2 separate regions of the Homo sapiens genome follow, and region 2 is linked to region 1. Evidence: chromatin loops called from intact Hi-C (ENCODE). Cell type or tissue: natural killer cell. All regions are shown on one strand. Region 1 has its middle 82 kb from the start of ZC4H2. Region 2 overlaps LAS1L (LAS1 like ribosome biogenesis factor).

Region 1 (2,500 bases):
ATATAATAAGATATATATATGATATATATATATTCGAAATGGAGTCTCACTCTGTCACCCAGGCTGGAGTGCAGTGGTGCCATCTCGGCTCACTGCAACCTCCACCTCCCGGGTTGAAGTGATTCTTCTGCCTCAGCCTCCAGGGTAACTGGGACTACAGGCGTGCACCACCACGCCCAGCTAATTTTTGTATTTTTTTTTTAGTAGAGACAGGGTTTCACCATGTTGGCCAGGCTAGTTTTGAACTCCTAACCTCAGGTGATCCAGTCGCCTTGACCTCCCAAAGTGCTAGGATTACAGACGTGAGCCACCGTGCCTGGCCAAGCCATATTTTTAAAGTGAGTTGACACCCTACCAGAGTAGCATAGGCAGAAGGAAGGAAGACTTTTTTTTTTTTTGAGACAGATTCTTGCTGTGTTGCCTAGGCTAGAGTGCAGTGGCGTGATCTCGGCTCACTGCAAGCTCTGCCTCCCGGGTTCACGCCATTCTCCTGCCTCAGCCTCCCCAGTAGCTGGGACTACAGGCGCCCGCCACCACGCCCGGCTAATTTTTTGGGTTTTTTTTGTTTTGTTTTGTTTTTTGAGACGGAGTCTTGCTCTGTCGCCCATGCTGGAGTGCAGTGGCGCGATCTCGGCTCACTGCAAGCTCCACCTCCCGGGTTCACGCCATTCTCCTGCCTCAGCCTCCCGAGTAGCTGGGACTACAGGCGCCTGCCACCACGCCGGGCTAATTTTTTGTATTTTTAGTAGAGACGGGGTTTCACCGTGTTAGCCAGGATGGTCTCGATCTCCTGACCTCGTGATCCTCCCGCCTCGCCCTCTCACAGTGCTGGGATTACAGGCGTGAGCCACCGCGCTCTGCCGACATTTCTATCTTGGAAACGCATAGCAGCCATTTGTTTTTTTCGGGGAACTCCTGGGCTGGTTCTTCATTTTGCCCAGGTGTTACTAAATATCAACTGCTATTTCTTCCACCTTCTGAATGGAACCGAGATGCCTCCTGGTGGGCAGTGTAGTTACACGTACATGGTCAGGGTGCTGAAGAATGCCTGGAGTCAGAGTTGGGAGTAGGACCCAGAAACCAAGGATGGTGTTTCAGTGGCCTTAGAGATGGTGCGCTATGGAATTGAAGGCAGGACAAAGACCAGGACTACTGTGAGTTGGGGAAGAGAAAAAAGCAGGCATAACTGCTACTGCCCTGTGGGAGAGGTTCTGTAACAGGTGCACTCTATCACCAGCAGGAGGCAGCATCTGCCCAGATGGCAGAATGAGTGTGTCAGGGCCAGACCTCCAACTGTCCACAGCCCCTGAGCATGGATTAGAAATAATAGTTGACAGCTGTTCTTAACAGAAAAATAATAGACTCACAGCACAGCTGGGCACACAGGTGCAGTAAGGTGACCAAGCATCCCAGTTTGCCCAGGACTGAGGGGTTTCCCAAGATGTAGGACTTTACATTTTAAAACCAGGACAGTCCTGGGAAAACTGGGACAATTGGTCACCCTAAGTGGGAGTGCAGAGAGGCACTTTCTATGCCTCTCTCCATTACTCACATGCTCTCCCTGGTGCTCTTCAAATTCCTTGGAAGTAAGTGAGCGCTATGCTGATTATATGAAGTCAAATTATAAAGTGTATTGAACGCTGGAAAGTAAACCAAGGTTTTGGGGCAACGAAGTAACATTGCCAGATAGATATTATCTTTCCCCGATATTTCATCTTGAAGGTACTATGAAATATTATTAAATTACAATGAAATACAGAAAATTTTATAGTTAGCAGCCATATATTCCCACCTAGATCCTACAATTAGCATTTTGCTGGACTTATTTTTACCACATATCTATCCTTCTATTCATCCATCAATCCACCTAAATTTTGATGCATTTCAAAATAGTTGCACACATCATCAGTTCACTCCATCTTTAAATATGCTTATTAGTAAAATTGATATGTATATTAATGTATAGCATTAATATTGCTTACAGATTTTTTCTTTTGAGGTAAAATTTACATACAATTAAATATACAGAACTTAAGTGTATCTCTAAAAGAGCGATACACTTATGTAATCCTAACTCTATGAATATATAGAACTACCACTGTGCCGGAAAGAGTTAACTTAGTCGTCTCGACTGTTATCCTTCAAAAGAACTGTTCACAAGGTAGGCACTTGGCTGGCATCTGGGAAGTTGAATTTTAGGACAGTTCCCACCATTCTATGGTAAGGATGGCTCATTGTTTCTAACTCCATGCAAATAATATGGTTTATGCTTCACATCGGCTTTCCTTTGGGGAGTGTGGAATTTTGACACATGCTAGGCAGAGCCCTCAATTAAAAAAAAATCAGCACACTGAGTCTCCAGTGACCTTCCTGGTAGACAATATTTTACAGTGTTGTCACAGCTAATTGCTGGTGGAATTAAGTGCATCCTGTGTGATTCCACTAAGAAATGACTCTTGGAAGCCTATACCTGGTTTCCTCTGACTTTACCCCATCTCCC
Region 2 (2,500 bases), 630 kb after region 1:
ACAGTGGCTCATGCCTATAATCCCAGCACTTTCGGAGGTCCAGAAGGGCAGGTCATTTGAGGCCAGGAGTTTGAGACCAGCCTCGCCAACATGGTGAAACTCTGTCTCCACTGAAAATACAAAAACTAGCCAGGTGTGGTGGCTCACGTCTGTAGTCCCAGCTACTCTGGTGGCTGAGGCATGAGAATCACTTGAACCCGGGAGGTGGAGGTTGCAGTGAGCCGAGACTGCGCCACTGCACTCCAGCCTGGGTAACAGAGCAAGACACTTTCTCAAAAAAAATAAATAAAAAATAAAAAAAAAACAAGACAAGACTAGCAGTGCCCACCATACATATATCTTTTACCTCAAACTTAGACAAGGGCTAGGCAGTGAGTGAGGTGGTAATTATCAAGGGATTTTCCTAGTTGTCAAGAGCTCCACATGCCACCCGACAGACAGGAAAGCAGCTGGCCAGCAGATGGATGATAGTGGGCATTCCTGCCTCTGGCCATTCTAGTATAGGCAACCCCCACCTGGAAGTTGGCAGGGTTGAGGGCAGACAGTTCTGCCAAATGTAGGGTCACTGTGGAGGGGATCAGGATTATCCCTGGGATTTTGTACAGCAGAGGTTGGCAAGCTAGGATAGGGAAACCGATTTCAATGAGGCTGCTACCCTCTATCCTAGAGAATACGCAGCTCCCGGTTACCTAGTTACACACCTGTTCTCGCATGTAACGCCCTTGAGCTCTGCCAGGACACATTCTACACGTGGGGACGGGTTATTCCACGCCTTAATGGCCTTAGGTAAATACCTAAATTTCTCCAGCACCTGCCAGCAAAGAGGGTCCCATCAGAAGGCTGGTTCAGCCAAGCAACCCACCTCCACCCCTCCAGGATCCCTTCCCATAGGACCTCTCAGCACTGCCCTGCAGGGGACAGGGCAGGGCATGCAGGGGGGGGCCCACAACTCCCCTACTGGCCTTGCAACTAAAAATAGCCTGACTCTCAAATGTGAGACTTCCTCCTCCTTCTCCCTCCCTTCCTCCTCCAACTGAATTTCCTGTGGGTAAATACTGAGATGTTCAATGGGGGAATTTGGCTGGAGATAGAGACTCTTAGGCCAAAGGGCCAGAGATGAGGAGAGGCAATGAGTTACAGAAGAAAGATAACTGGGAGATCCAGGTACTAATCCTGGTTCTATCATTAACTGTATATGTGACTTTGGGCCTGTCCCTTCACTCATCCATGGCTTCAATTTCTTAATCTGTGAAAAGGAAGGGCTGAGCTAAATGGTTTCTGAGTGACCTCCCTAAAAACAGCACCCCTCCAGCTCACCTGATTTAGGGAAGCTCTTGGGCCCCATCTACTGGTCAGCTGCGGAATTGCAGGGCTGCGCAACTACCCATTCCCAGTTGTTCCCTACCACCCAGTGGGGCAGATTATCCGCAAACTTCATCATCTGTTCCCTTCCATCGGTGTGGAGGATCAGCCAATTGGACTCTGCTCCTCTTGTCTCCTTCCTAGTTCCCCCCTCTCTCTTTCCGAGAAGTTCCCTCACGCTTTGTCACTTTTCTTTCAAATTCCTTCTCAAGACTTCTCTCAGGTAGCTGGCAAGAGGGAAGAAATGGCTGGGGCAGATGAGAGCACACCAAGTCCAGGGCACTTTCTTACCGTAAACTGCTCCTCTTCGTATGATACCAGCAGTTCTCGGGCTCTTTCTGAAAACAGAATGGGGAGACAGATAGGACTGCCAGCCCAGACCCCTTCTCCTGATGGGATTCTGAGCCTCTCTCACCTCATTTCTTGAGTTGTAATTGAGGAACTAGAATTCCTTCCCCAACTACTTCACAGGGCTCAAGATGGTTTGTGAGGCAAATGTGACAGCCATTATACTATGGAAACTAGCCAGGAGGATGGTTTGTGACAGTAATTTTTTAAGCTAAGATTCACCACAGCCCCAGAGGAAATGCTGAGCCAGGGAAATAAACAGCGTTAACCCTAAGCCTGAGCCTTCTGGGCTCATGGGCCGCTTTCTGCCCTCCAAAACACCTACCATATAGCTCTTTATGACTCAGGGCCTTTTTGCAATGAGAATCCACCTCTTCGCTGCCTTTGCTGTCTCCATCGGCCTTTACATCTGACTCCGTACTTTTCCCATCATCCTGAGGCTCTGGTTTCTGTTCTGTGATGTCATCAACAACAATGTTCTTATCTTCCTCTTGATCCTCTTCCTCTATCCCTTCCCTGAACTCCTCCAACTCCCAGGTCTCTCTCAGGCTGTTCTCCAGTTGGCGGCACCAATAGGTCTTCTGGAGCCAATCCAGGACAAAGTAGCAGCCTAGAGGGGGGAAGGCAGGCAGTGCCACAGGATCAGGCAGGCAGCTAGCAGGCCTCCAGCCTCATCTTGTGGGTATTATAGGAAGGCCCCAGGAAAAGGCTTGGCTCCAAGGTTCAAATCTCAAATATCCAGAAGCAGCCTCTTTCACTCTGGGTTATCCCCCTGTTCTTTGCTTTATCC

Evidence for each region. Peaks named below come from ENCODE experiments on the same cell type or tissue, not always from the same donor. Only the 100,000 strongest peaks of a DNase experiment are listed, where the experiment ranks them.
Region 2: a loop joins it to region 1, with 9 times the contacts of the local background. A loop is called at or near these places in 18 of 110 quality-filtered maps.

What each region holds. Positions count from the first base shown.
Region 1 is chrX:64,893,644-64,896,143 of GRCh38, forward strand. No RefSeq gene overlaps it. Among named protein-coding and RNA genes, the nearest start is that of ZC4H2, 82 kb to the right of the region's middle. In natural killer cell, no CTCF peak of the experiment used is centred here; a DNase peak (open chromatin) is centred at 1,248.
Region 2 is chrX:65,527,559-65,530,058 of GRCh38, forward strand. LAS1L (LAS1 like ribosome biogenesis factor) reads right to left here. Exons shown (of 14, transcript NM_031206.7): 5 at 2,036-2,320; 6 at 1,654-1,700; 7 at 702-811. Among named protein-coding and RNA genes, the nearest start is that of LAS1L, 6.0 kb to the right of the region's middle. In natural killer cell, CTCF peaks have their summits at 1,347 (motif pointing left) and 1,550; a DNase peak (open chromatin) is centred at 1,343.